Linked DNA regions of Homo sapiens: regions 2, 3 and 4 are each linked to region 1. The links are chromatin loops, found by intact Hi-C in ENCODE. Cell type or tissue: Calu3. All regions are shown on one strand. Region 1 has its middle 100 kb from the start of LINC02261. Region 2 has its middle 170 kb from the start of LINC02261. Region 3 has its middle 120 kb from the start of LINC02261. Region 4 has its middle 40 kb from the start of LINC02261.

What was found. Peaks named below come from ENCODE experiments on the same cell type or tissue, not always from the same donor. Only the 100,000 strongest peaks of a DNase experiment are listed, where the experiment ranks them.
Region 2: a loop joins it to region 1, with 23 times the contacts of the local background. A loop is called at or near these places in 36 of 110 quality-filtered maps.
Region 3: a loop joins it to region 1, with 10 times the contacts of the local background. A loop is called at or near these places in 7 of 110 quality-filtered maps.
Region 4: a loop joins it to region 1, with 12 times the contacts of the local background. A loop is called at or near these places in 19 of 110 quality-filtered maps.

What each region holds. Positions count from the first base shown.
Region 1 is chr4:27,314,210-27,322,209 of GRCh38, reverse strand. No RefSeq gene overlaps it. Among named protein-coding and RNA genes, the nearest start is that of LINC02261, 100 kb to the right of the region's middle. In Calu3, no CTCF peak of the experiment used is centred here; a DNase peak (open chromatin) is centred at 3,249.
Region 2 is chr4:27,044,193-27,052,192 of GRCh38, reverse strand. No RefSeq gene overlaps it. Among named protein-coding and RNA genes, the nearest start is that of LINC02261, 170 kb to the left of the region's middle. In Calu3, a CTCF peak has its summit at 3,734; no DNase peak of the experiment used is centred here.
Region 3 is chr4:27,093,837-27,101,836 of GRCh38, reverse strand. No RefSeq gene overlaps it. Among named protein-coding and RNA genes, the nearest start is that of LINC02261, 120 kb to the left of the region's middle. RefSeq lists an enhancer at 1-295. In Calu3, no CTCF peak of the experiment used is centred here; DNase peaks (open chromatin) are centred at 566 and 926.
Region 4 is chr4:27,173,158-27,181,157 of GRCh38, reverse strand. No RefSeq gene overlaps it. Among named protein-coding and RNA genes, the nearest start is that of LINC02261, 40 kb to the left of the region's middle. In Calu3, no CTCF peak of the experiment used is centred here; a DNase peak (open chromatin) is centred at 4,567.

The DNA of each region.
Region 1 (8,000 bases):
CCCCTAGCATCAGGTCTGCAATGTTAACTGGGCCTCACTGTTAGCAAGTGATTCAGTAGATGGAACCTTTGTGTGACATTTCCTTGATTGAATCACTCCACCAAGTATAGGTGCAGTTGTGAGTAAAATAATCAGTCTTGGGCTTTATTTCTCAAAAGTATTGTTTCCTAAAAGTTCTTGGTGGACATTGAGAATGCCTGTGATCATTGGGTTTGTTTGGATGTTGACTCTTTGGACAAATCTCAAAACTACAACCAAAATTCAAGTCAGGGCCAATGAAAAAAAATAAAATAAGCCCTCTTATCATTTTGTCCAGATTTCTTGTCCTCAGTCAGAAAACGTATCCCCTTAGGATAACTGTGTTACATATTCTAATCTCTACATACTGTAAAATGACAGAATGTCCATGTTGGCTCTTATTTGTTCATAATTCAATGAAGCATTAACTTATATATGCTAGGGACAATAACAGATGCTGAGGATACAAGTTTGAAATTAACACAGCCGTGTATTTAAATAGGAAAGGCAGATATTAACCTTTCTAAGGAACTCATGCTGCCCCTTCATCTCTTTCTATGGGTAGATCAAGATAAAAGGTAGATTGTGGAACATTAAGAAGACAGTTGAACAACCAGGGATCACTCCTACCTACTAGATACATAACTTTGCACAAGTTGTGTAAGTTCTCTAAACCCCACTTTCATCATGTGTAAAAAGGGAGTAATAATCAGATTGACATGATGGGGATATTGTTAAGATTAAAGGAGAGGTCTTAGTCCATTCAGGCTGCTATAACAAAATGCCATAAACTGGGTGGCTTATAAACAATAGAAATTTATTTCTCACAGTTCTGGAAACTGAGAAGTATAAGATCAAGACATAGATTTTTAATATCGGGTGAGGACGTGCCTTTTAGTTCAGAGACAGCCATGTTTGTGCCATAACTTCAATGATGGAAGAGGCAAGGGAGCTCTGTGGGGTCTTTTTAAAAAGGGCACTAATCCTATTACATAAGAGCTTCAGCCTCATGACCTGATCACCTCCCAAAGACCTCACTTCCAAATACCATCACACTGGGATTAGACTTCAACATTTGAATTTTGGGGAGGACAAAAAAATTCAGTATATAAAAGCAATCAAACACATTTAGAGAAATTTCTGGTTTGAAACTTGTCTTGCTGATTAATTTTCATCTTTAATAGGTATAACCAATGTTATATGTCATTTAGTTTTAAGTAAATGAGTTTACTCCCTTCAAAATTGCATATATCTAAGGAAAGAATCTACAATTGGCAGAAGTCATAATGATTTACTCTCAGGACAGTTTTTTTTTCTAGTTTCTAGTTTCTAGTTCTGATAGTGTAGGGTTTCTTTTTTATTATGTTTTTGTATTGCAAAACAGAATATGTGTTCAAAATGGTTATGAATATCATAAGGTATGCTCCTGTTTTTGATTCATAGGCTGAAATTAATGAAAATATATTTTTTGTTTTCATTTTTAAGTCTGTACAAGAGACTAATAATAACACAACAAACCTGATGATAATATGTACTTCTCAATCATAACCATTTTACCAGGCTCCAAAGGATTGCCCATTACTTTCAGCGCTAGTCGTGTTTTAACCACTATGCCTGGGGAGAAATATTTAAACAAAAAAGTTCTAGCCTCTCCTCTAACATGGATCTTTGGGTAAAGCGCCAATTGGGTTTATATCTCAGTATCTCCATCTGTATAAAAAATGCATTTGATGCGCTTAAAAGTAACTTTAACTAACGCAATTATATTATTTAGTTATATAGCAAAATAAACTTCCATAAAATATGTGACTGGCCCTTTAACATTCATTTGAAAACAAAAGCCAAATTAAGATAGCTATTCAAATAAATGCATTGAATTCTGCAAGGCCTCAGCTAAAATGTGTATCCTTCAAGGCAGTACCTGCATGGTATTTGTTTTGTTTATCTGATTCCCTTTTGACCTGTTGCTATAAACACCATGGACACTTGATATATTTTCATTGAATAATTGATTGACTGAACTGATGCAACAGGCTCCCATTTATGTCTCAGACTGAGCTAGATGTATTGAACCTACAAGAGTGAGTGAATCAGGACAGATCCCCAGACACAACCATAGCAAACAAATATCACCCCCAATAACCCAAGCTCTAGGTTTAATTTGGTCATATAATGAGATACGCAACTATCAACAATTCTTAATTGGTTTTCATTGTACATGAGAGGGTTTTTTCCTTTTTCTCAGTGTGCTAGACCTCAAGACGATCCTTTTCTGTGTAAATGCTATTTTTTCAAAACAAAGAATGTGATGGTTTATATATCTTTTAGGTCAAATATTGGAAAATGTGAAAACTTGGAGAGAGAGGCCTTGGGTTTCCTTGCCACTAAAGTGCTTAAGATGATTTTAGGCAGCTGGCTACCAAGACTGTGTGCTCTTTCTGCCCTTTGCTTTGTTTTCCTTCAAGGAACCAATCTATTCGCTGATCCTGCAAACATTCCTAAGGCATCTGGCCAGACACTGGGCTAGATGTGAAAGTGAATAATAAAAAAGCATTCCTGACCTCAAGTAACTCATAGGTAAAGAAAAATATTTAACTGCTTTAACTTTAAGTATTACATTAATCTTCGTGATTGCAATTGCCTATTAGGAGTGTCTACTTCCCAGGGAGGTTGTGAGATGAAGCTCAAATGAGATAATGCATGTAAAAGAACAAGTCCAAAGCCTGGGATTTTGTAAGTGCTCCACCAATACCAGCTGAAGACAATGGGAATCAGGCCCCCATTGTTACTGATACTTTCAGCGCTTAGAAGAGAAACTTTTCCCCATCAATGGGTAGAAATGTTCCTATGATGGGTGACTGAGAGTGTAACCTTGAGTCTAGAGAGGAAAGGCAATGGAAGTATGCTTTTCCACAGGGACGTTTGGGGAAGAGGAAGCAAAAGTCAAAATAATTTCCTTTCCTTGAAACCAGGCTCTTGATGAATTTCTGCTTCAAATATTAGTTCCTCTTTTAGGTATGCTCCTTTTCATTTTCTTAGCCCTCATCTGCCTTTCTAAGGTAGCTTGTTTGCTCCTTTGTTATGGAGTGTCACAGTGTTCTGTGGTGCCAGGAGGCAGTACAGAAAAGTGCTCCATGCTGAGAGTGAGAGGCTGGGAAGGAAAAGTTACTCTCCCCAGAAGACAAGACAGACCCTCACGAAGACCTGACAGACAGCCGACCACAGGGGCTCTAGCCACACGGTGTCGCTAGAAATGCACAAATCATCTTGGAGTCATCTACTTTCTCCCTAGACACATTCGTCTCCTCGATAGCCAAGAACTGAAGATTTTGCCTTCTGAGGACTTCTAAAAACTGCCTCTCTTCTCAACCCTAACCAGGGTTTGACCTCTGCAGTGTCTTCCTCACTCTTCCCCTGCCTTCAGTCTTCCATTAAGTCCCTCACCTGCATTAAAAAAAAAAAAACAAAAACAAAAACCATGCCTATGCTCCTTTAATTGGTTTCAGAGCTTCATAGTCTGTCTCTTGCCTCCCTCTCCAGCCTCACTTCTGCAGCGCTGTCTTCCACTTTGTCCCCCAGCAAGACTGCATTGCTTACAGTTCCCCAGAGCACCATGTGTTCTTTCTCTCTTTGCTTCTGCTCATGATGTCCCTTGGTCTAGAATGTTCTCCCCAAACCCCTGCTCATCCTTTGAGGGTAGAAAAGGACCTTGCCTCCACCTAGGCCTCCACTAGATAAGATGCAAGTTCCAACAATGACACCATTTAAACCCACTCAGATTTGTCTGGAAGTCTTTAGGGTTTATCATGGAAAAACCCACATCTCAGGAACTTCCTCCCTACCCTAGTCCCTAATCTTCTCTAAGCTTTCTTCACTCCTCCCTGATTAGGTCAGGTACCCTCCTCCGTGCTCCTTTAGTACAGATCCTCTGTCACTACTACATTGCAGCATGATTAGATACTGATATATTTTAACCCACCCTTTGACTCTGAGCTCCTTAAGGGCAGGAACTGTATTTATTTAATTTTCTTCCTTTTTTGTTTCCTCATGTAACATAATACCTGGAACACAACTAGCAATTAATAAGAAGGGAAGGGAGAGAGGGAGAAAGAGAAGAAGGATAAAACAAAGGAAGGAACAAAGGACTGAAGGTTTGTTATAGTAAAGCACATTGTTTAGCTCCAAAAACGAAGACCATGGGATTCTCAGTCACCATATGTATTTTTAAGAACCAGAAATACCATTTGACCCAGCAATCCCATTACTAGGTATATACCCAAAGGATTATAAATCATTCTACTATAAAGACACATGCACATGTATGTTTACTGCAGCACTATTTACAATAGCAAAGACTTGAAACCAACCCAAATGTCCATCAATGATAGACTAGATAAAGAAAATGTGGCACATGTACACCATGGAATACTATGCAGCCATAAAAAATGATGAGTTAATGTCCTTTGCAGGGACATGGATGAAGCTAGAAACTATCATCCTGGGCAAACTAACACAGGAAGAGAAAACCAAACACTGCATGTTCTCACTCATAAATGGGAGCTGAACAATGAGAACATATGGACACTATGGGGGGAGTATCACACACTGGGGCCTGTCGGGGGGTGGGGGGAAAGGGGAAGGGGAGCATTAGGACAAATATCTAACGTGTCCAAAGCTTAAAACATAGATGATGGGTTGAAAGATGCAGCAAACCATTATGGCACATGTATACCTCTGTAACAAAGCTGCACGTTCAGCACATGTATCCCAGAACTTAAAGTTAAAAAAAAAAGATGTAATATCTATTGATTTATTTTTTTTCTTGTAAGTAAACCTCTTTCTATAGCAATACATGGAAGTAGATATCACTGTACTATCCAGTACAATTAGATATACTGGATATTGGTTGGGGACTAAATTAGTACAAATGTTAAAAAGCTACTGTAGCAAATAAGCACCAACCTTTTAATGTCTTAATAGTTTATTTCTAGCTTATACAGAGTTGAATTTAGAATGCAAGTGTACCTCATTGATAAGCATCTCTGCTCCACATGGTCATTCGGGGTCCCAGGCCCCTTCCAACCTGTTTCTCTCTCACTCATTGAGGTCAAAGTCTTCTAAATCTAGGCAGCAAACAGGAAAAGAGCTTGAAGACAGATTGTGGGCAACTGTACAGACCAGTCCTGAATGGGTTGCTGGACATCACTTCCCTCTCATCCCATTAGCTAGAACTCAGTCACACGACCATGCCTAACTGCATGGGGAAGCTGAGATGCTCAGATGAGCTAATGAATGCAAGGTGATGAGCTCAAAGCCTAGAATCTTGTAATATGCATTAGTTACTAATATTATTATCACTGGTATTACCTACCCACCTTTATGCCAAGGGCATTCTAAGCTAGGGGTTACCTTTTTTTTTTTTTTTCTGATTCCTTGGGTCTCTGAAAAGCCACCAAAAACTTCCCACCGTCTGCTGCCCCCTTCATCAATCCCACCCTCAGGTGCTTTTCCTGCCTTAGAGATCCTAAGCCACTAGGAGAAGAAAAACAGAATTCAATGTTTTGACCACTATTTTGAGAGCCCCCAGCTAAACTGGGATTCCGGTATCAGCATGCCTAGCAATGATGCCCTGATGGAAAATGAATGGGAGCTGGATATGGTGTTTACAGCGTGCCGTTCATGTAATGCTTCTTTCACCTGGTGGAAGGGCTAATGCTTAGTTGTCCAACCCATGACCAGAGGTTCCTCACACAAGGAGCTTGTTTATATTGGCAGATGCCCTTGTGGCTCTTGTCTGACTCATGTACAGTTTATACCTGCCTGGCTATTGCTGTGGTGTTGGGAGCCAGGCCTGTGTCCCCCACCCTGGTGTCCCAGGGAAACTTTGCCCGGGATAGTCCCTGGTTCCTCAAATGGAAGGTGCAAATTAAATAGAGAGAGAGAGCGCACACATGTAGAAACTAGCAATATAGATAAGGGACTAGGGTGTGCATCACTTTAAGTTCTCAGGCAAGTGCCCGATTCATCCATTTAAAGGAAGCTGTGGGCAAGCCGGGAGCCCAATTGCCTAAGCAGGAGAGATGCCTCTAAATGCTCATCTCTGCCACCGGCTTGAGCCCCTCAAGTGTGGTGTAGAACTGGAAAGTGTCAAGAGAGACTGAGCCCTGCTTCTGGTATGAGAAAGTTAAACTCATACTCAAAATGGATGTCAAGGCAACATAAAAGTGTAAGAATTCACTATAACTACATATATACTAGATGTCAAATGTTACAAAATGCAAAATGTAGCCCTATCCATCATCAGACAATGATAAACTATAATGGAATACAATTGCACTTTGTACTCAACCATGCATTTTATGAGGCTACTATAAAATTTTACCATCAAACTCAAAAAGCAATAGTAAACCCCTATGATTCCTATGTTCTACTTTCCTGGGTGCCTTCAACAGGAAAAAAAAAACTATTGATTTTGAGTTGTCTGAAGTACACTCTATAAAAAATTACCCACAGTCTGTGGCTTTATTTTTACCAGGCTCATATAATAGGAGAAAATAGGAGGTTCCTACAGAATTACACATCCAAGGCAGTGATATAGACTGTGGTTAATGACAGCCAACATTTCAACTGTGCTCAAACCTGATCTTAGAAGCCCAAATCCTAGCAGGACAGGCCTGTCTTTATGAAAAACCCACATTCTTTCTAAGACCAACCGAATCAAAATAGAGATAGTAGAGACATATTATTTCAACTACACAGACAACTTCTATCTTCATGCGCTTTTAAATAATTCCTTACTATATTTGATCCTCACAACCCTCTTGTGATAGATATTAGCCCGATTTTACAGAAAAATAAACACTTTAAGAGTTCAAATAGGTTGTCTAAAGTGATAAGGGTATGTTATAACAGTGACTAGAACCCAGTTGTTCTGTTGTGATTCCTGGGACTTGCTCGGTCCTGATTGCCTGCTTCTCATTGTACATTATCAAGAACCAGAATGAAACCCAGTTGAATGTCATATTTTGAAGAAGCCAAGATAGGAGAGGAGAGAGAAAAATACAAAGGCTATAAAAAAAATCACAACCACAACTTAGTCCAGAGTCAGTGATCCCCAAATAAAGCTGAGAAAGATGAAATCCTTAAAAAGCAAGGAGAATGTAATCTGGAATGGGTCCAAAGATGATGCCTTCATCCATTCGAGCTGTTGTAACAGAACCCTATTAACTGGGTGGCTTATAAACAGCAAAAATTTATTTCTTACAGTTCTGGAGGCTGGATAGGCCAAGATCAAGACACCAGAAGATCTGGTACCTGCTGAGGGTCTGCTTCCTAGTTTATAGATAGCCTTGTTCTTGCTGTAACCTCAAAATAGTAATAGAAGGGGCTAAGGAGCTCCCTAGGGTCTCTATTATAAGTGCACAAATCCCATTCATGAGGGCTCCATCCTTATGACCTTGTCATCTCCTAAAGGCCCCTCCTCTCATAAAATCATTATTTTGGGCACTAGATTTCAACATATAAATTTGGGGGTGGGTAACATAAATGTTCAATGTATAGCAGATAAGATGCATGTTCCAACAATGGCACCATTCAAACCAAGGCCACATGACACCAGGGCTAGATCACAGCTTCGTCCTGTGGCCAAAAGAAATGCAAGCCGTCATAGGGTCTTATTCTAGATTCCTAAAGAAGAAAGATGCCCTTAGTCTCCTAAAGCTCCTGACCTTTAACCTTTATACAATAAAATGGCTACAGCAAACTGCAGGTAAATGTGCCCAAATGTTTAATTCCCCTCCCACCAGCAAGCCTCTTGTGTTGATAAAGACCTGCAGACAAGGTGACAAAGCATGAAAGGAACTGTTTCCAACAGTTGGGTTTATTCCATTTCTTTGCTTATTTTCCCTGAAATCCCTGCAGAAAAGAAAGACAATCAGCTTGTGAACAGCTATGGACAATTCACAAGGAGATGCCTAGCTCTT
Region 2 (8,000 bases), 270 kb after region 1:
GAGGTCAGGAGTTCGAGACCAGGCTAGCTAAATGGTGAAACCTCATCTCTACTAAAAACACAAAAAGTAGCCGTCCATGGTGGTGCACATTTGTAATCCCAGCTACTTGGGAGGCTGAGACAGGAGAATCACGTGAACCTGGGAGGCAGAGGTTGCAGTGAGCCGAGATCGCACCACTGCACTCCAGCCTGGGTGACAGAGCGACTCTGTCTCAAAATAAAAGAACAAGACAGTTAACAACAGTGAAAGTCACTGTGGCCTGAGATGATCTGGGAAAGCTTTCTGAAAAAGGCAGGAACGTAGCTGAGCCTAGAAGCAAAGGGTGTACCTAGACAGCTGTTTCAAATTCCACGTCTTACGTATACTATTCCCTCTAACTGAATGGCCTCTTTTATCTTCTCAGAAAATACCTATGTAAGTCTAAACACAGGACGTCTCTCCACTGACCTACCTCTCAGCCCAGTTCTTCCCGTCCTGCTCCCTCCAGCCATTCAACTTTTGCAAATTCTGCCGATTACACAGCGAGCACTTTGACAAGAGAGCTTGATTTCACATGGGGCCTCCAGACCTGAGGTGAGAGGAGATTGTCCCCAGGTGGAAATAAAGATCTGGTGCTTCCCATAACAAGTTCTCATTAGCCAAAGGCTATAGTGTTGAAAATACATGCTATGTATAAAAGGTGACTTGTCTTCAAATTTTTCTTGTAACTAGAAAGATTGTCAGAATTTTAAATGCTCCACCACCCTAGCCAACATGGTGAAACACCATCTCTACTAAAAATACAAAAATCAGCCAGGCGTGGTGGCACGTGCCTATAGTCCCAGCTACTTGGGAGGCTGAGGCATAAGAATCACTTGAACCCAAGAGGCGGAGGTTGCACTGAGCTGAGATCCCGCCACTGCACACCAGCCTGGGCAATAAAGTGAGACTGTGTCTCAAAAAAAAAAAAAAAAAAAGAGAAGAATGTGGATATTTATTTGCTTGAATTCAGAATCCATTTACCTGGAGCTGAGGCCTATGAAAACCTGGACAAAAAGATCACCAGGCCCCATGCCTATCAGGGAAATCTTTGGAATGATTGCTAATGGGGTGGAGCTGGGCACTGGAGGCACTGAGTGGGAGGAGAAATTCTGTCATGGAGACAGAGGTGTGTCCAGGTAGGCTTGGTGAGAGACACACAGATTCGACATGGGTCCTGAAGGATGCAGAAGGGGGAGGGTGGTGGGGAGGAGGTGAGAAGGGCGTCTGGAAGGGCCAGGAACAGTGTGGATGGGTCAGCATGATCCCTGGTCAGGGGTGAGGGAGGAGACTCTGTGACAAGATTGGGCTGCTTCTCCATGTTGGGCTGCTCTTGCTAACAGGGGAGATGACTGAGAGCAAAGGTTACTTAATGAGATTTTTCTAGACATCTAATATGAGTGTCGCCCAACTGGAACCACAGGCCAGAGTCCATATAGGCTGTGGGAAGTGGGGTATGGCCATAGTGGAACAATGGGAAAACCATCTAAGATTCAGGGCATTTAACTTAGGGGTAGAGAGGAGTGTCGCACTGAAACCCTATTGACTCTAGTGGGGAAGGTACCAGATTCAAGAGGCTGGAGAGGAGACCCAGCGCCAGCAAACAAAACATGAGATTTTGGGGGGGTTTTTTGAGACAGAATCTCCCTCTGTTGCCCAGGCTGGAGCAAGTGGTGCCCTCTCGGCTCACTGAAGCCTCCACCTCCTAGGTTCAAGCAATTCTCCTGCTGCAGCCTCCTGAGTAGCTGGGATTACAAGCGTGCACCACCATGCCCAGCTAATTTTTGTATTTTTGTAGAGATGGAGTTTTACCATGTTAGCAAGGCTGGTCTCGAACTCCTGACCTCAAGTGATCTGCCTGCCTCTGCCTCCCAAAGTGCTGGGATTACATGCGTGAGCCACCGCACCCAGCCCATGAGATTTTACTGGAGGCTTACATACAGGGGAGAGGGCCCAGTGGCCGTGGGCTGGGCAAGATATCGGCCTTCCCTACAGTAAAGTGGTGGCGGCTAGGCAGGAAAACCACAGCTCCTTGCAAAAAGCCCGCAGTTCACGTAGCATTTCTACTTAACACCTTCTCCCTAACAACCTCCACCTGGCAATCCTCACTCAACCCAAAACTCAGGGCCTGAATCCCCGTGTTCCATGGCGTGGGCCAGGGGCTCAGATGTTCCTGATAGACATGGAACAAATCTCCGAGTTCGCCACTCCTGGATTCCCTAGCCCAGAACTCACATTCAGGTGCATCTGCCATACAGAGTCCTTCTCAGGGTACACTTAAATTATTGCTATCATGTGCACTTACCTACAAGGAGTCAGGGTTCAGTAGAAGTAAGGCTGTCTTTCTCATAATAGAAGGGCCAGGTCATGGCAGACTTTGCACCTGGGTTAAGTCGAGGCAGAGAGGTTTCCTCTCATGTGCCATTTCTGAGGAAATCATAGCACCTGCCTGGAGGGCTGTGCTGAGAAGGACATCAGCTCCTCAGAATTTCCCACAGACCTCTGCGTGAACAGCCCTGTTCCCCTCCCTGACTGCATTTCCCACCGCTGCGCTGAGCTGGGCTCACCATGGGGAAAAATGGCCCAACGGTTAGCCCTACCCCTCAGTGGGGCCATCTTTACGTTGACACAATGCCAACCACAACATTCCCATCCCTGAGCAAGTTTATGCAGCAACTGTAACACTTGAACCCTGGCTGGGAGAGGTCCTTGTGGAGCTTTTCCAACTCTAACGTTTTAGGATGGAACCAAGGTGATAAAAACACAAAACTTAACTCCTACTTAGATGGGGCCAAGATGAAATTGACCAGGCTTTCATAACAGAGAACTGCAGAGTCCCTGTTCACCTTCGGCTGTCAAGTGGATTAACCAGTACTCAAAAGGTGTTTCAAAACCCAAAGCACCACAGCAAAGAATTCAACCAGTGAAATATTAATGGGTTGTGCTGGAAGATAAAATTAAATACTTAGTATTTGTCGAGTACCAAAGAAAATTACACCAAATAACTCAAAACGAAATATTTAATTAGCTGCTCTGAAACGGATTTGTTCTGAAACCATTAATCTCATTAACACACACAACTTCCCTTTCACAGTACCTGCTTTGTTTTTGTATGAGGCCGACACGCAGCTCACATTTGTCTACTTGTGTATGTGGATATCTCTAAGAGCCTCCTCGTAATACAAACTGTGTTTCTGCTTCCTTGCTTCCCATATTTGTGGGTAACATTCATTATCCACAAAACAAAATAAAGAAATTGCTCCAAATGAGAAACAGTCGATGTTTCCAACTGCACAGAGAAGGGGCTATTTTTCCAACGTGCACTGCAGATGTGGCAGCTGAATGCATGTGCACACGAAAACGCTAAATGAACAGCCCGCATAATCGTGACAATTATACGTTGCAATATGTTCTGTTTCTACTCATTAACTCGGGAAGTTCCAAGGAGGGGTAAAAAGTCGGTCGTTCTGTTCTCTTAAAACTGCAGCTTTGTGGACTCTACCTGCTTACTGATAAATTTGACATTATTGAAAAAATACTGTAATAAATTTAGAAACAAAGATTATTCCCACTGAAAAATTATATAATTAACATTTTGAAAGCAGCTGGGATCGGGAGTATTGGAAATAATACCAATACAATACTGCCATCTAGAGGAAACTGGGAGAAACCACAGCCCTTTTTTATTTTTCTGATTGCCGTCTTCCCAGTTGTAAAATCAGCAGCGTAATAAAAGGGTTTGCTGGCTGGTATATGTGATAACGATGGGGAAGGGAGACTCACAGTTCCAAATAATGCAATCTTTAGATGAGAGATCTCAAAATTTTTCTTCACATCCCTGAACTCTGAGGCGTCGGAGACGTTGAGGAGGGGCATGTTAACCAGAAAAAGAGGGGCAAACTCAGATCTCCACGAGGCCCGCCAAGAGCCTGAATGCATGTGCAGCCCAGTCTTAGTATTGCCCTTCCTTTTTTTGCGTGTTTTTGGTTGTTTGTTTGTTTAAGGAAAGCTGAAAATGTGTACATGTGTGTGAAATCTCCAGATATTTTAATTTGGCAACTTCTAAAAAATTTAGCTGTGCGGTCTGAATAAAACATGTCTGAGGACCAGCTTTGGCTCAAAGACAGCCAGTTTGTGACAGCCAGTTTGTGATCTTTGGGATAGAAGAAAAAATATTGCCAGTGAATACTGACCAAATGAGAAAGGAAGAGAGAACCCAGGGGGCTGTTACCAGCTTAGAAATGTGTCAAGTGCTTATGTGCCACACTGAAATGCCAGTCTAGACAAGATTCGAACACAGCATTGGATTTAGCTGTCCTGCCCTCTGTAATTTATACAGCTGTGCAGTGTAAGGCTTAATGAAACCGTGCACCGTCTTTTATTATTATTATTATTATTATTATTATTATTATTATTATTACTTATTTAGTTATTTATTTTGAGATGGAGTTTCACTCTTGTCACCCAGGCTGGAGTCCAAGGGTGCGATCTTGGCTCACTGCAACCTCTGCCTCCCAGGTTCAAGTGATTCTCCTGACTCAATCTCCCGAGCAGTTGGGATTACAGGCGCGTGCCAGCACACCTGGCTAATTTTTGTATTTTTAGTAGAGACGGGGTTTCATCACATTGGCCAGGCTGGTCTCGAACTCCTGACCTCAGGTGATGCGCCCACCTCGGCCTCCCAAAGTGCTGGGATTACAGGCGTGAGCCACCATGCCCGGCCTGTGCACCATCTATCTGCAAATGCAGTAAGTGGTTTCCCCACTCACACGCTGATTCATCAGTAGGTTAGGCCAGTCCTTTCTCTACCCTGGTTACACCTGAGAAATCTCCCCCAGGAGTTCATCACCAGTTAATGGAAGACACAATGGGAGAGAAAGAAAGGAGAAGAAAGCACTAAAATAAAGTCAAAGACAGAAATTGCCAAAGAAGACAGGGGCTGTTGTTCTGATGTTTTCAAATAATCACATCATTGAACCAGGAAAAAAAATCATAACTAATAGTGGCCACAATGTCAAATAACCAAAAGAGACTTAGAGAAAAAAATGTGTACAAAGTGATGCCAGGCTCTGTATGTGCCTCTATTGAGTAAATAAATTTTTGCAGGTAGGGAACACAGTGCCAAGCAAGTTGAGAGGTTGCCATTGATTTGCACTCTCAGCTAATTTGCACTGAGGTGCTCCAGCTCGTTTTCCCTCTTGGTTAAATAATTGAGGGGTTATAACTGTCACAGAACAAAGAAAACCATGACATGAGTATCACAACTTTTGTATCTGATTCCACATACTTCTGATAAACAGATTAAGGAAGGACATTTCAAATACGTGTATGGGAGAGATCGGGAGGGAAAGGTTCACGGGCATGAGCAGTCAGAGAGGTGAGGCAGGTGCAGCTTCCCAACTCGCCCTTCTCTTCCTTGTTCCATTGTTTCAATGTATGAAAAAGGAGTGTTGAAATGTACTCTTGCAATTGTGGATTTGTCTGGTTCTTGCCTTAATTGCATGAGCTTTTGTTTCATGCATTTTGAAGCTCTGTTATCATGTACTTCTTATATAAACATATTTAGGATGTGTGTGCTTTGTTGGTAAATTAACCCTTTCCTCAATATGAAATGTCCCTCTTTATATGTAGTAACAATCTTTGTCTTGAAGGCTACTTTGTGTGAAATTGATATAAGCATACCAGCTTTCTTATGCCTACTATTTTGTAATACATAATTTCCCCCTCCTTTTTGACATGTGTATTTATACTTACATTTCATCATTTATGGGCAACACACTGTGGGTCTTACATTTTTATTCGGTCAGAAGTTCTCTGCCTCTTGAATAAAGAGTTTAGGCAGTTCACTTTAAGTAATTATTAATATGACTGGGTTTAATTGTATTATCTTGCTATTTGTTTTGTGTTTTTCCAGTTGTTTTTTTTTTTCTTTTTTCTGAGATGGAGTCTTGTTCGGTCACCCAGGCTGGAGTGCAGTGGCGTAATCTCAGCTCACTGCAACCTCCGCCCCCCAGGTTTAAGCAATTCTCCTGCCTTAGCTTCCGAAGTCGCTGGGATTACAGGCACGTGCCACCACACCTGGCTAGTTTTTGTATTTTTAGTAGAGGCAGGGTTTCACCATGTTGGCCAGGCTGGTCTCGAACTCCCAGCCTCCCAAAGTGCTGGGATTACAGACATGAGCCACCGCGCACAGCCTTTCCATTCTTTTTTGTTTGTTCTTGTTCCTCCATCTCTCCTTGCTTGTTTTCTTTTGAATTAACCAGATTTTTAATATTCTGTGTCTTCCATTGAGGTTTTAGCTATGTCTTATTTTTTATAGCAGCTACTCTAGTGAGTAGAACATTCACCCTTACCTTATTACACACTACAGAGTAATATTCCACTTCATGTGAAGTGCAAGGTGCTTTCAAGAGTATAGTTTCATTTTTGTCCCCTGAGCTATTGTCATATTTTGTTCAACATATATTGTAAATTTCGAAATGCAATATTACCTTTGCTTCAAAGTGTTACATGTTTCTTAAAGAAGTTGAGAAGTAAGGTTGGACACAGTGGCTCATTCCTTTAATCCCAGCACTTTGGGAGGCCAAGGCAGGAGGATCACTTGAGGCCAGAAGTTCAAGACCAGCCTGGCCAACATAACAAGACCCTGGATAAAATAACTTTTCATCTTCCAATTGATCTCAATTTTTAAAAAGATAAAGAAAAAAAGAAATTGAGAACAAAACAGTATTTTTTATATTTATCCATGTATTTAAAATTTCTGGTCTTTGCTTTACTTCCGTAGGTCTGAGTTTTCATCTAATGTCATTTATTTGGAGGCTAAAGAACTTCCGTTAGCATTTCTCATAGTGTAGATCTGCTGGCAACATATCTTTTCAGCTTTTTAAAAATGGATCTGAAAATCTATTTTATTCTAATTTTTGAAGGATATTCATGCTGGATAAAGTTAGCATGAAAACACCTGTCTTTGCTGACAGTTTTCCTTCTTCTTTCAATGAGTTTAAGAAGTTCTTATATGTCTTCTGGCCCTCATTACTTCCCAGTAGAAGGCATTTGTCATATGCATCTTTGTTCTCCTGTGTTGGGTCTTTTTTTCTTTGGCTTCTTTTAAGATTTTCTAAGTGGAGTTCTCTTTGTACTTATCTTGTTTGGGATTTACTGAGCGTCTTGGATGAATATTAATTTTTTACTACCCAATTTTGGGAATTTTCAGGTATTATTTTCTCAAATATTTTTTCTGCCCATTCCCTCCCTTCTCCTTTTCTTGAATCCCAATTATGTGGATGTTAGACAACTTAATAATCTCACATGATCACTAAGTCTCTGTTCATTGTTTTCATCTTTCCACTTTTTTCTCTTTCTTCTTCAGATGGGATAATTTTTATTGATTTCTCTTCAAGTTCACTGTACCTTTTCTTGTGAAGTCTCCAATCTGCTGTCAAACCCCTCCAGTAAAGTCTTCATTTCTAACAGCATACCTTTCGGTTATAGAATTTTCATTTGTTTCTTTTTATAAGGCTCATTGCTCTATTGAGGTTTTCCATTTGAGGTTTTCCACCTGTTCACTTATTGTGGCCATGTTTTCCTTTTTACCTCTGAACATATTTGTAATGGCAATCTTAAAATTTTAGTCTTTACAACATCTGAACTCTATAGTTCAGTTTAGTCTTTACAACATATAAAACTCTATTCCCATTAACTGGGTTTTGTTCCCTTGATCATGAGTAACATAATTCTAACTTCTTATATGTCTAGAAATTTTTTATTGTATGCTGGGCATTAGGTGTGATACATTATGAAGAGTCTAGATTATGTTGTCTTCTTTAAAGAATGTTAGTTTTGTTCTGCAAAGCAGTCAGTTGGTGCCAAGTTCCCCTACTCTGGCTTGGTTTTATTCCTTTTTCAGGGTGGTTCTGTTTTACATTTATTCCTAGTCCAGGACATTATTGCAGGAGTTGGCAAATATTGTGTGCATAGGACCA
Region 3 (8,000 bases), 220 kb after region 1:
CAGCCTCCTGAAAAGGTCACGCGTGTGATGAGGTATTAAAGGCAGTCCGGGAGACAGTTGAGGGCCAGCAGTATGCAGGCATGCATTACTTATGAGACTCCACTGAAATGTAAATTGGGGTGAGTTTATTGGTTCCCTTGGTCTTAAATGGAATCATAAAGTATTCACTGGGTCCAGCGAAGGCCTTTGAGATCTGGAGCTCTGCAAGAAATATGCGGCATACTAAGGTTACATTAATAAAAAATAAATAAATCCGTGTCCAAGAAACTCTTGCTTGTGCACTATAAAACTGCCCATTCTGTAGATATTAATGTTTAATGTGTTTGTAAAAAGCAGTCGGCTTTGCCGAGCACAGCAACAAAAACATCCCTCACCCCTCAGTACTTAACATCTCAGCACGTCTCCTAAGTGCTCTGGTGGAGAACACGCCAGCCTGGGTGGGAAAAGAGAGTTCTGGACAGTGCCTACTGGAGCCACATTAAAACACTGTTTCCCTAAGAGAAAACGTGCTCGTTTCCTCACCCATCAGCCGCTGCTACTGATGTAAGGGCGAGTCAGACTTGCATGCCCCCCCTCCACATACGACTGGCCTGCCGTGCTCAGGAGAAATGGTAAGAGAAATTGCCGTTCTCAACTGAATACGTAATGACTAGAAATCTGTTTAGAGAAAGGCACTCAAAAGATAACTGCTTCAAAACAAACAAGGTTTGTTTTATGGAAAAGATCTGATAAACACCTGACTCAGAGGAGCACAAATATTTCGCTTCAGACCACAGACGCAACCCCACCTGTTTCCTAGACGTTTCTAGAAAGTTCACACCAATCGATGGGCATCATCGCTTTCCTAGGCACGTCTGATCGGCTGCACTTGGTAGCTGTGATGTTCTGCTTTTGGTCCTGACTCAGTGCAGAGAAATTTCTGCTTCCCCTAAGCTGATCTGCAGTTGGGAAACAGGCTGCCACACCTAGACCTGCTGACCAAGCCTTACCGTGTTACCTTACACCTTGAGGAGCCACTGGGAACTAAATGGTAAAATAAGAACGGACTGTTACACAGAACAGAGCTAAACACTCAGGAATGGGAATAGATCGTTAAACCCAGCATCAGGTGCCCCACCCCACTCACCAGCAAACTGTAGCAAGGATCTGCAAAAAAGGAGTGGGAACAATAGCTAGAGACAGTCTCTCTCTCTCTCTGTCTCTCTCTGTCTCTCTCTCTCTCTCTGTATCTCTGTCTGTCTCTCTCTGTCTCTCTGTCTCTCTCTCTCTGTCTCTCTGTCTCTCTCTCTTTCTCTCTGTGTCTTTCTCCACATTCTGGAATTCAGCAGATCCATTTTCATTTCTGTCTAGACTTCAGCACCCACTGACTGTCTACCTGATGTCATGGACCAAGCTCTCCCTGACAGAACAAGCCTTCTAGCTTTAGAAGTGCTGGGAGAAACTTGGGGCCCTGCTTCTTATATGATAAGTGGAAGTCAGGCTTAACATGCTCCAAAGGAAAAGCTTTGCTTCTCACATCCAGTATTGTGGAGTCAATCGTATTCCCCAAAATATGTGCTGAAGTCTGAATCCCTGGTACTTGTGAATGTGACCTTATTTGGAAACAGGGTCTTTAGAGATGTAATCAAATTAAGATAAACCCCTCCTGGCTTAGAATGGGCCTTAAATCCAATGACTGGTATCCTTGCAAGGAGAGGGAATGGGAGACACACAGACATACAGGGGGAAAGACCGTGTGAAGACGGCAGCAGAGACTGGAGGGACGCTGCCACAACCAACAAATGCCAAGGACTGCCTGCAACCACAAGAAGCTAGAAGAGCCAAGGAAGGATTCTCCCCTAGAGACTTCAGAGAAATGATGGCTCTGCCAACATCTAGATTTCAGACTTTAGTCCTGTAAAACTGTAAGACAATACATGTCTGTCGCTATAAGCCACCCAGCTTGCAGCAGTGTGTTATGGAAGTCCTACAACACGAATGCACCCAGGGATACATGTGGGGAAGCTCAGGAATAAAAAAAGAGAAATGCCTGAGCTCAGTGGCACCAATGAGATCACGGTGAACACGAAGATATTCAGAACTGGCCCCAAAGAGGCCTCCCATTAGGGCCACACTGAGGTTACCAATAAAGCCCAACCAGGCAGGATGTGCTCAGGACGTATCTGTCCTCCTGAAGTTTCCAGGCAGTGTCAGCCACGAGAAAGGTGTCTCCAAGAGCCTTACCAAGGCAACAGAAGAACTGAGATGAGAGAAGTTGAACGCCCAGAGAGGTTGGGAACAGGGAGGAGGCTCAAACAGCTGTGTGCCCAGACAGCCACGTCGCATCATAGTCTGCTCCAAGGAGGGGGGCTGACTATCCCCAAATAGTTCCCCTCCAGCCTGCCACTAAATTGTTGTTTATTTCTAAAATGCCTTAGCTAAGAAGCACATAAACCACTCTCCACTGGTGCCATGACTCTTCCCCACTGGGACCCAGGAGCTGGAGCAGGACCTAGTAGAGACTAGACACTCCATAGCAATGAGCTGAATGACTGCACTGTGAAGGAATGCATGATTTGGTAAAAGCAGAGAGAAGAGAGGAGCCCCCTTTAGATCCCAGAAAGTTAAGCGGAGGAGAGTCGAGGGCTGCAGGAAGCACAGCAGAGAGGGGCTTCTGGAAATGGTGAGCAGAATGGGTGCCTTGGAGGGCGGCTCTGAAATGCCAGGGTCACTTAGTGACCCGGAATTTGCTAACCCTCCAGCCTTCTCTCACTCCCTTCTCTTACGTTTTATGCCCAATTCCTAATTGTTTCCAGTTGTCTGCACTTGCCTTGCTATTTTGGGCATCAGGCCTTTGCGCATGCTGTTCCCTGAGCCTGGAAGGTTGTCCTGTTGCATTCTCCAATACCATTGCTTGTCATCCCCTCCTCTAGGAAGCCCTCCTGGATAACCCCATCCAGTGCCTACTTGCACATCCCATGGTATTGCAACAACCTGGGGCCTTCCAGGGCTCCCTCTTTAGCTCACCTCTATAACTTCAGAAACTGAGACAAACTCCAGGTGAATGTCTCACTTAACTGGGGTGGGATGGGATGGGATGGACAGGATGGGACAGGATGGGATGGGAGTAGGGGGATGTGGAGAGGCAAGAATGACAAGGATGAGGATGGGGCTGGCCCAAAGAGGGGAAATACCAAATGAGGAATGGGCCAATAACCAAGACAGATTTGGGGTCTGAAGGGATTCTGCCTGGAATAAACCTGGTTTTGAGTCGTCCGTGAATGCCCTTTAAAACAGAGTGTGGACATATTTATTTAGGGAAGAAACTAAAGTAACGTGATTTGCCCCGTTTTTTGCTCCAAGTCCTCCTGGTTTGGCTTCTGGGATCTGCTTTCCCTAGACAGCCTCACGCTGGCATCCAGCAGCAAACAATCTTGTGGACAATTAATGTCAGCTGTTCTAGAAAGTCAAACCATGACTTCTTGGAATCAAGTCTGCCATCAGCTCATTGAAATGGACCTGCCTCCTTCCCCTTTTCTCTCTTGAATGATGAGGAAGTGAATGAATGAGTGAATGAATGAATGAATGAATGTGGTTTATCATGGCAGGATAAATAATACTTGGCCCTAACAACAAGCATAGCAGTGTGGAAACAGCACAGGTTTTGGAGTCAGATGGGCCCAGTTTAATGTCACTTCCTAGCTCCATGACCTTCTGCAAATGGCTGTCCCTCTGAGGGGCCCCAGTCTCTCAGCAACAATATGGTTGTTACTGAGAATTAAAGATCAATATATAAAGTTTCCAGCACCTAACAGGTGCTTCGTATCAAGAGTTTCCTTCCTCATTCCTCCATCCTCTCCTTCCTCTCTCCTTTGTTCCTTCCTTACAATCATTAACATTTGATAAACACCTACCAGATGGCAAGCCTTGCATGCAAGGGGCTTTCCTGTACATCTTCTCATTTAATCATTGCTCACATCCTTATAGGGTGAAGGCTAAGGTTAAATACTCTCCTGCATTCGTTTTCTAGGGCTGTTGTAACAAAGTACCACACACCAGGTGCTGAAAATCACAGAAATTTATTATTTGACAGTCTGGAAGCTGCAAGTCCAAGATCAAGATGTTGGCAGGGTTGCCTCCTTCTGAGTGCTGTGAGGGAGAATCTGTTCCACGCTCTCCCGTCGCCTCTGGTGGCTGCTGGCATTCCTTCGCTTGTCGATACATCACCCCAGTCCCTGCCTTCACCTTCACATGATGTTCCCATTGTCTGTGTCTATCTCTGCATATAAATTTCCCTTTTATAAAGAACACCGTCATATTGGCTTAGGGCCCATCCTCATGATGTCGTCTTAACTTGATCATCTGCACCACCCCTATCACCAAATAAGGCTACATTCACCGGTCCTGAGACTTCAACATCTTTTGGGGGACACGATTAGACCCATAACACCTCCCAAAGGGGAGAACCAAGACTCATGCCCGTATCCTTCTGTCTCTCTGCCTTTCTCCCAGAATTGCCTTGAGTTTAGCTTTTCATGCAACAGTTCAGGAAAAATGCAGTGTGAGCGCTCTCACCACAGGGAGACTGCTTGGGGGACAGCAGGTCAGACTGGAAAGAGATCTTAAGTGTCTTCCAGTACGATACTATCATTTTACAAATAAGGATATTGAGGTCCGAAGAGGGACAGCAACTTGTCCAAGGTCACACTGCTGGATAGAAATGAGCCAGGGCTAGAACTCAGGTCCCAGATTCCCCCTGCAGACCTTCTCTCTGCTGCAGAAAATTCCTCCACTAATCCCGCACCAAAAAGCTGCTAGCTCTTACATTCACACTCCCCATTAATGTTGAGAAAGAAAACATTTCTCAAACATAAATTTCTGAATAAAAGTCTTAAACGCTCAGTTGCATCAAATGACTGCAGTAAGCAAAGTGTCTGTTTTAACCAGAGGAAGAGACTATTATTATTATTATCATTATTATTACAATTCTAATACTCAGGTCAAAATTGTCAGCAAGACCAAGAATGCCACTTCTGTCCAGTTTGAAGAAAACAGGTGTAGAAAATGACTCGCAGAAATCGAGTCACAGTTTCAGCTAAATACATTTTTAATTCCTTATGTATTTTTTATATTTTGTTTTGTACAGGACTGTTTACCCAGTTAATGGTGAAGTGGAATGTATTGTCACCAAGTTGCTGGGGGTTTTTTCTTACTCAGTCTTGAAGTGCCCCCTAGTGAAATGTTTTTACATTTAAAAAGTTGAGAATTAAGCCAAAAATAAGATTTTCAAAAAGCAGAAGAACATTTTAGAAAAAAATGGGGACAAATTGGAGGTGGAGGGATGGCTTTGTTTTAAGGCGATTCGAACGTGATTATTTTACAATCCATTCCTGAGCCCTTTTCTATATGCACCCTCACGCCGGTTGCCTTGTAGACTCATCCCTGAGAAAGGAGGGTTTTACCTACAGAGCGCACAGCAGAGAAATCTTGCAAGCTGACTTGCAGCCAGTCAGAGGGGAGTAGCCAGCCCACCACAGACACACTGTGGCCACAAAAAGGCCAGGGATTCCGCCATTTTTCCAAAGAGGTATTGTGAAACCTATGCCAACACTAGGTTTGTGCTTAGGCAGTTTTAGGGAGCATCTTGTGATGTGAGGAAATCTGAGAGTCATTCCTTGGTCACTGCAAACCATGCAATGCTGATTGTATGGAAAACAGCATTTGAAAGGGGAGCTTGCGGAAGGAAAGGGAGAAGGGAGGAGGGTATATTGGAATTCTCTCTAATTTCTGCTCATTTTTGCTATAAACCTAAAATTGCTCTTAAAAAAGTGTGTTAATTTTTAAACAACATTTGACAGAGCAAACAAAACCCAAAGAAAGTGGTCTTAAAAGGCAACTAAACATCAGCTCCACCTAATTGACAGTTTGCAACCTTGACTATAAAAAATGTGCATTTCTAGTACGCACCTTCAGAGGTTCACATTTAATTGGTTTAGGGTGGAGCAGGCATTAGTCTTTCAAAAGCTCCCTCAAGCAACCTGATATGCAGCCTTGGTTGAGAAACGTGGACCAAAATGAGGCCCCCTGCCCAGACACCAAGCTCTCACCAAGTTTCTTCTGGAATGTGCTTTGGGTTCCCTTGGGGTCCTCCTCCTGCAGGCAGGAGGACAGAAGCCACTGGCCATTCAGAAGGGAAGGACATGCGGTATGCCCTATCCCCTGAGCCCCTGTGGCAAGTCACTAAAGTGGCTTCCCAGGTAAGCAGCTCACAAGAGGATTCAGCTGTCCACGTCAACTCAAATAATCTGGGTAATTTGATAAATGGGGACGGGCCACAAAGTAGTGCTGCAGTATGGGTTCCTCCCCAACCAGAATGCAATGCTCAGGAGGGCAGTGTGCCTCCCAGGGAATGCACCTCATACTGATGAGGCTGCTGGGAACAGCCCAGGGGCCACAGGCGCACCACACAGGCTGAGGTCCTAGCCATGCATCTGTCCTCAGCATTTCCTGGCCTCCGTCTGTTCCATCACCACAGGTCTCAGGCCTGGACACTCCCCTTGTTCTTTGCAGGATGGAGAAGGAGAGGCTGGTGGGAAACCCTCCTGATGACTTCATATAAAAACAAGAGCTTCTCAACAGTTATCTCTTTTTCTCCCTTTTAAGAGAAATTGCCATAGGATTCAGCTGTAGGTTGGATATGGCAACAAGCCAAGGGAATGTCCAAGGTCAAACCAGAAAAATGGTGGCAACTACCAGTTTCAGTGGTTCCCAAATGCTAATGCTCTTAAGAATCACCTGCAGCTCTTCAGAAAGATTCCCAGATTCCTAGCCCCATGTAGAGACGCTAATTCAGTAGGCCTGGGCTGGTTTCCAAGATTCCATTCAATCGTTCAGCAAATATTTAATAAGTTCCTACTACATGCCAAGCTCTGTTTCTGGGCCTAGGGACATGGTATTGAACAAATAGCCCTTTGCTGTTGTGGAGCTTACATTCTAGTGAATGCAATCTGCATTTTTAACAAGCTGTGTATGTGTTTTAGGTGCAGGAAGTTCCAGATCATGCTCTAAGAAGTGCTAATCATTCAACGTACTCACATTACAGACATGGAAGTTAAGGACCAGACAGGGAGGTAACTCACCATGAATTCCTCTGTCCTGTCTGTGGGCCGGTTCTGCCAACACCAGCCCCTCTTCTTGGCCACACTGTCTAGAGCCATCTAAACATTCTGCAGATGAGACTTTTGTTTTGGTCGCTCCTTTCCATATCAGAATCGAATAAAGGAAACACCTGCATTAGCTGCTAATCTTATATGTCTGAAAATCAAACGACCAATGGTATGGTTGTCTGATCAGCAGTCACACAGCAAATCAATGTCAGAGGTGCCAAGAATGTGAAGGGTTGTACTTCCCACCCTCTCTCAGGAGCACGGTCCCTGCCCAGGGCAACTGCAGCCTTCCTCTGGCCTTAGGATCGCCACACTCATTGCACTGTGCCGTGGGGCAGCAGTTCCTGTTACTGAAAGGCTTCTGCAAAATGCTGATTCCCAGGCCTGCCCCAGCCATCTCTGGGGATGAGACTTAAGAATCTATATTTTATAAATGCTCCCTGGGTAGTTCAGATGTTATTTCCAGGTGTGGAAACAATCAATATAGGAGGAAAAGCACAAGATTGTATTATGTCAGAAAGATCCGGGGTCAAGCCCCAGCTCTGCCACCTATTAGCTGCGTGGCCAGGGATAAGTTGTTTGACTTCTCTGAGATTCAATTCCTTTATCTGTTAAACTGGAGTAAATATACCTTCCCTCACAGAGTTGAGGGTGAGGATGAAATTTAAGAGTGTTTGCAGGTGTCTGGCTGGGGGGTCCCCCATGTGCAGTGGGGCGCAGTCAACAGATACATTTACTGATAAATTGCAGCCCTGACCAGGTCTGGGAGTAGCTCAGAGTAAGGTTCTAGACCCACTCAACTTTGGGCAAGTTATTTCACTTATCTGAAACTCAGCTTTCTCACATTAAAATGAA
Region 4 (8,000 bases), 140 kb after region 1:
CTCGGGAGGCTGAGGCAGGAGAATCGCTTGAACCCAGGAGGTGGAGATTGCAGTGAGCCAAGATTGTGCCACTGCCCTCCAGCTTGGGGGATAGAGTGAAACTTTGTCTCAAAAAAATAAAAATAAAAATATCTGCCCTTTCTCTAAGGCACCATTCCCCTTCTCCATGCCACCCCTAACCTCAGCATGGAACCTATTCTCTCCTCCCTTAAAACTTAATTTCCAGAAAAATTCTAACACCCACTCATTTTTATCTCTCTTTCTCCAGTGCCTAAAGGCAGGCTCAGCTCATAAAGTTTGTAGGTTATTTATTCAAATAAAGTGATCACATATTTGCTGATGAATGAATGTATAAATGAATGGATGAACTTTACCATGTCTATTTGAATAAAAAAGTAAATAAATCTATGTTCTCAAAATCACTAGCTAGAATAAAGGTCCTTCCTCTTGACAAAAGATTTATACATTTGGATAGAAGAACCCTGAGAAAGTGAGGCAAGAAAATCTAAGGCCAAACAAAATTCAGTTTCTTCAATCATTTTTTGGTTTAGCGTGGTTTGTTTTACTTTACTTTGGTCATTTTAAATCTCTACTACTAAAAGATGGAAGATGTGCATTTGAAGAGGTGTTTACTCTATAACACTTTGTAATGGATGATAGCATCAAACACTCACTGGACAGGGAAGAATTCAGCACAGCCTTTTATTCTTGGTTTTTATAGTTGTACTTACAGAGAAGAGCTTATACTAGTTACTTTATAAACTAAGGCTTGAATAGATTATAATTTTTGACCCTCATTGTAATTAAGACAATTTATGTTTCCAACAGTTAGCTAATGTATGTGCTGCTTTCTAAATAAACAGTAAATTTTATCTCATACAATGCAGTCCTCACCAGAAAGAAGAAAGCTGAGCCACAAGACAGGTTGGCTCCCACCGATCACGGGATGCCTGCTCCCTGAATGCAGGCAAAATTCCTTAGAGGAACTGCCACGCAATTTCAGAACCCTCTTGGTAATCAATGTTTCAGCGAACTGAAGTTAATGGATAATTGCTACTAATGTGTTAGACGGAAGGCTCACATGCTTTGGAGTCAGACATATTTTTGAATTTCAGTTCTATTTCTAACAATAAGAAGGAATAATAATTTTCCTAGGCAAGTTATTTAACCTCCCTAAGCTTTGATGTCCACAGTTCCTCAAAGCTTGTGTGAGGAGATAAGAGTAAAGTGTCTGGTGAAGAGTAAACACTCAATATATGTTAGCAACTAGGAAAATGACATTGGATGTGGTAGTCATTAAATTCATGTGAAGTTTTATGTAATTTCTCAAAAGTCACTCTGGTAGAAAAGAAGAATTGGAATTCGAACCTACTACATCTGTGTGACCCCAAAGTCCAGGGTCATTTCAGTAGCATAGCTTAGTTTATTGACCATCACGTCTTTTAACACAGCCCAAAATACCATCATTGTAGTGAACCATTCAGCTGGGTTTCACCAGACAAAATGATAGAAGTACAATAAATTCCATATAATAGCCAATCAATCATGGTAGCTTTCTGGGGCCATATTATCAACATCTTTAATGTTGCACTCATATGTTTAGACTTCCCCTCAGCATTATCTAGCAGCAGAAAATCATTCCCTTATGATAACATTCAGCTCTACTGACGTTATCAGTTAACCAGCGACATTCAATTAGTGAAATGCCAGGTTCTCCTATTGAAAACACTTCAGGAAAGATTTCTAGATCTCGAAAACTGACCACAAACCTGAGTGGTGTTTAGAAATAGGAAACTTGTGTTGAACTGCATGGAGCTTTGGGCTTTCAAAATGCCAGTCACTTTGTACTTCTGTCTTTTTCATCTCAAATGAAAGGGTTTCATCAAACCATTGTTCATGTCTTGCCATGCTGATAATGTGAACAGGTTCACAGAGAAGTACTTGAGGCAAGACTTGTTCTCAGGAACATGACTTGCCATTGCCCACAAGAACAAATATAACACAATAAATTAGACAAATGGAAACTAAATTAAATGATGGCAAGGGAAAATATAGACATGTCAGGCAGGTAAGATCAGGGGATAAAATTAAGCGAAGATATAAAAGTGATATGATTTAGAGGAAATAATGCTGAGCTGAAAATAGAGCTGTGAGGTTCTGATGGCCAAGGATTTACCTATTTGTATAAATTAATTTGATTACAACATTCATGTTGTCTATGAGAAGAGGAAAAAATGCATACTAATTTCTTAGAAGAAATGATGTTTCTTCCTGGAACTTTATACCAGAGCTGTTCAATAGAAATACAATTTGAGTCACCTATGAAATTTTAAATTTTCTAACAGCCACATTTAAAAATGTTAAAAAAAGATGACATTGGTTTTAACATTTTATTTAACCCAATATATCCAAAATATTATCATTTCAACATAGTCAATATATAAGACTACTAAGATTTTTTATTCTTTTTTTACATACTGTCTTCAAAATATGATGTATATTTTATACTCATAGTGCATCTCAATGGAGATGTACTAAATTTTTATCAGAAACACTTGATCTATATTTGGATTTCACAAATGGACTGTTGAAAAAGTAGATTCACATACCCACACTGTTCTAACATCCTTAAATGTTCTCTCATGGCTGTGTTCACTTTTACATTTGATTTAATTAAAAATTAAATGAAATCCAATTCCTCATTTGCACTAGCCATATTTCATTTGCTCAGAAGTCACATACAGACAGCATAGGTCTAAATGAAAAGTTGTGTCCAGGCCTTTACATAGAGGTTACTGAGTAAAACAGAATACAGTATCTTCAGCAGTACCCCTGCAAAACCTCCGTTTCTTCAGAGAATTTCTCGATGTAAGCTGAGGGCATAATGCCAAGGCCCAGCTCAGAGCTAAGCAGAAGGGCAAGGCCATTATGTCTACTCATCCTGCTCTCTGATGTTTTGGAATGGAAGGATCTCTCCAAATGCTCTTCAATCCACTCTCTGTCTGTATATTTCCCTTGGCTGAGTTTTTTATTTGCACACTAAAGAAGATAATATTCACAGGCAAAAGTCTAAAGTTCAAGTAAAATTTTTATTGATTAAGAACAATGCACATGTTTTGGAAATCACTTTTTGTGGGAAACTGATAAGTACCTCCAAAAGCTAGGTATTTAGGGAAAAAAAACTGTATATATGTATATATAAAGTTCTCTTCAGAATTAAAGAATTAATTTTAAAAAGTTCAGGAATCATGTAAAAATAATACATAATTCTAATACTATTTAAATACTATTTAAACTGAAAATGAAAGAATAGAGAAGGCATTCTAATTTATTTTTATCAAGCCACCATAAACTTCATATAAGAGCCTAAAAAATATTTCACAGATAAAAGATAATACAAATGAAATTAAATTTAAAATGTCAAATTTCATTTATAAATAGATGCAGTGGTTCATCAATGAAATTTGAAAAGACTTTGCACTATTTTACTCTTCTCCATTTCCTGATCTCCGTAATTCTGTTATGAAAATAAATGAACTTAAGCATATTTATGTCAAAGAATACATGAGAGAGAGGAATAATCACAATACAAAAAAAAAGGAGGGCTTCATCAGAACTCCTGAAGTGAAAATCTAAAGAAAAAAATGTCCCATTTTTCTCATTTGCTGTTAATTAAAAATGCCAATTCTGTCTACAAATCAGATTGGTGAGGAACTTTCCATTGAAATGAACATATCCATCTCTAGAGGAGATTCCCAGCGGGAAGCGGTCCTCCAGCTCCGCACTGTCTCCAGTGGAGCTCCTGAGGCAGCCAGGGACGATTATCTACACCGTAGGGCGTGCAGAATAAATAAAGGTTAAATGATTATCAAAATGTGACCAACATCTGAGCAAACAGCATGTACCTTGGCAGGAGGGATATCCATTCCAGGGCAAATCACAGCCAACTATGGAAATAAACTTATCAGATGCAGGCTGCTGCGGCATTCCTAGCTGCAGACCTTCTCCCAGGCTGCTGGTTCATAAGAAGGATTCCAAAGTGGCTCAACAGCCCCTGGCCCAGCCGCCCCCAGCTTCCTGAGCTTCCTAAGGCTGGTTGTAGCTACACTGTCTTCACCTCCCATTATCACTTTCATGGCTGTGAATGTCAGAGATCATAGTCTTTGAACTTACCCACAAGAGAGAGCAAGATAAGAAAACAACAATATTTGTGTAAATGTGAGGCCTCAGGAGGGAAGAATTTTAGACCTCTTGGTCCTTACAGTTAAGCAGGATGAGAAGTATTTTGGGCAGACTATACTACAAGCAATGAGATCTCTTTTAAGGGGAGTTGGTGAAGTAGACTTACTGTGGGCCAAACACTATTTGAACAGCGTGAATGATTTCATTTCATAAAACAGAATAAAGTAGATTCTATTGTTATCTTGATTTTTTCAGATAAAGAAACTAAGATACAGAGAAAGTAAGTAACTTGCCCAAGGTCTCACAGCTAGGAAACGGGGGAACTGAGATGTTAGCCTTAGGTAGTGATGCTAGAGACTCTACTCTTAACAGCAGTGCTACAGTGCCACCCTATGGGCCTGCTGGAAAAATCCACTTGCCAATGAATCCAGTTGTTATGGACTGAATGATCGTGCACCCCTAATATTCATAGATTGAAACCTAATTCCCAGTGGGAGGGCATTTGGAGGTTTGGGCCTTTGGGAGGTGATTAGGTCAGGAAGGTAGAGCATGAATGGGATTAGTGTTCTTATAAAAGAAGCCCCAGAGAGCTGCCTTGCCCTTTTTGCTACATGAGGTTACAACCACCTGTGAACCAGTAAGCCACCCCTTACCAGACCCTGAATCTGCCAGTACCTTGGTCTTGGACTTCCAGAACTATGGAAAATAAATACACATTGTTTAAGCCACCCAGTCTATGGTGCAGCAGCCAGAACAGACTAAGAAACCAGTCAAATAAAAATCTAATCAAGATTTAAACCTAAGGAATAGAGGAGCACATTAGAAAGAACTGACGGAGCCTGAATGCAGTGGCTCACACCTGTAATCCCAGCACTTTGGGAGGCCAAGGTGAGCAGATTGCTTGAGCCCAGGAGTTTGAGACCAGCTTGGTCAACATGGCGAAACCTTGCCTCTACAAAAAATACAAAAAAATTAGCTGGGCATGGTGTTGCATGCCTGTAGTCCCAGCCATTTGGGAAGCTGAGGCAGGAGGATCACCCGAGCCTGGGAGGTCAAGAATAGAGTAAGCCGTGATTGTACCACTGCACTCCAGGCTGGGTGATAGAGTGAGACCCTGTTTTGAAAGAAAGAAAGAAAAAGGAAGAAAGGAAGAAAAAGGAGGGAAGGAAGGAAGGAAGAAAAGAAGGAAGGAAGGAGGGAAGGAAGGAAGGAAGGAAGGAAGGAAGGAAGGAAGGAAGGAAGGAAAGAAGGAAGGGAGGGAGGGAGGGAGAACTGATGGTAGGCAGTGACTCTATTTAAATATAAATACTTGACAGTTGTGTGAATTATATACCAAACAGAAAGTAAACCTCGAGCATTATGCAAGGTGTAATCAACAAAAATTGGGAGGTAGAGGGTGAGCAGATAGGTCAAAATATTAACTTTTTATGGCAGCAACTCAAATCCCAAATGTAGTTTTTTAAAAAAAATGATACTGATGTCAACTTCTTAATGTTTTCTTCTTAATAATCTCTTTAGCGGTATCTTTGAAAAAATATCTCTTGCTGTAAAAAAAGAAAATCCATTTAAAATTTTACCTTTCCTTCATTTTCATTTCTTCAGTTTGAATGAAAATAAAGTTAAATTTTTTTTAAAATTTTGAATTTTAAATAGTTGTATTTTTAACAACTATTTTATATTTACATTTTACTTTACATATTCAATAGAACCAACAGCTTTGTATCTTTTTCTTGTAGAAGTGGATATAGAATCATATCTGGAATGATGAGTTGTCAATATGAATGTTGTTCATTTCCGTAAGCTTGTATTTGGGAAGTTTTTATTATTATTCTTTCCATTGCTGTTATTAGAATTTCATTTATTCAATTGTCACATATTTACTGAGCAGTTACAATATAACAAGAATTGTTCTCAGCTCTAAGGATATACAGCAATGAGCAAAACAAACTCAGGCCTTGGCTTTGGAGCTTCTGCTCCAGGGAGACCAACTGTGTTAGTCCGTTCTCATGCTGCTATAAAGAACTGTCCAATGCAGTGGCTCACGCTTGTAATCCCAGCACTTTGGGAAGCCAAGGTGGACAGATCACAAGGTCAGGAGATCGAGACCATCCTGGCTAACACGGTGAAACCCCGTCTCTACTAAAAATACAAAAAATTAGCCGGGCTTGGTGGCGGGTGCCTGTAGTCCCAGCTACTTGGGAGGCTGAGGTGGGAGAACTGCTTGAACCCAGGAGGCAGAGGTTGCAATGGGCTGAGACCATGCCATTGCACTCCAGCCTGGGTGACAGAGTGAGACTCTGTCTAAAAAACTAATAATAAAATAAAAAATAAAAAAAAAAGAACTTCCCAAGACTGGGTAATTTATAAAGAAAAGAGGTTTAATTAACTCACAGTTCTGCATGGCTGGGGAGGCCTTGGGAAACTTACAATCATGGCAGAAGGTAAAGCAAACATGTCCTTCTTCACATGGCAGCAGGAAGGAGGAGTGCAGAGCAAAGCAGGGAGAAAAGCCCCTTATAAAACCATCAGATCTCAGTGAGAACTCATTCACTATCACGAGAACAACGTGGTGGTAACCACTCCCATGATTCAATTACCTCCCACCAGGTCCCTCTCCTGACAAATGGAGATTATGGGAACTACAATTCAAGATGAGATTTAGGTGGGGTCAGAGCCAAACCATATCACCGGCAATAAACAAATAAACACACACCATCATGTAAGCTATTGAAGAACAAGAAGAGGTAGACAGTGATAACGGGCAGAGTAATTTTTACTAAAGTGATGAAGTAACCTCTCCAAGATGGTAACATTTCAGTGGAAAACTGAAAAAAGTTCAAGAGGGAGCCATGCAAGATCCTGAGGGAAAACATCAATGAAGAAAGAAAAACCAGTGCAAATATCCCAAGGCAGGAAAGATGTAACAGGGTAATAAAGGACCTCAGTGAAATTCAGCACTGAAGCTTTCAAACTTGAGCCTTGAGCCAAGTACTTAGTAAGCCTGTATGGCATGCTCAAATTCAGGCTATCTACTGCCTGGGTAATGTTCAAATTTGAGCTAGCTTTTACTCATTTTCATTTTTCTATTGCCTCTTCGACAGCTCCCAGCCTCACACAGCAACCTCCTTAGACTTACATCAAAGTTCTTATTGTGTATGAAATATTGAAATTAGCAGATAACCTGTCTATTTTCCCAAAGCAACGAAGGCCAAGTGGAGCATGTTAAATGCTTACATAAGTAAGCTAATGGCAACGTTGAAAGTTTTATTGGCATTAAACCCTTTCAAAAGTATCTGACAACCTGGATAAAAGCATGTATACTGTGTGAATCTCCTTTATTAATGAGGCAATTAATCGCGAGAATTACCAAACTTCACTGAGAACCCAGCAGGCTGCTGTGAAAATGGAGTTCTGGGCTTCTGCAGAAATCCTCAATCAAGAAAAGTAGCACCTCGGAGCTGAGAAGGCCTGGTGTGATTGACAGCCGTGTTTATTGATTTTGGATTTTGAGAACAACTCCCAGGGGGCTGGTATCAGCGAGTCAGAGGCAGAATTTGATGAGGTAGATGGGACCCTGAGGGAAAAGCTCATAAGGCAGAATAGTGGAGTGCCCCTTCCCTGACCCTCGCAGGCACGATAAGAGATGGTCTCTTTCTCATTTTAACAGGGATTCATTCCCACCAGGCTGCATCTGAAGAAGATGACAGCCCCAAAGAGCAAGACTCTTTGGGGGAAAAAAATTAAGCTTCTTAAGTGCAAACTTTCAAACTGCCACAAACAGGCCTGTGCTTCAGGAAAGAAAGAAGGAGCAAAACATC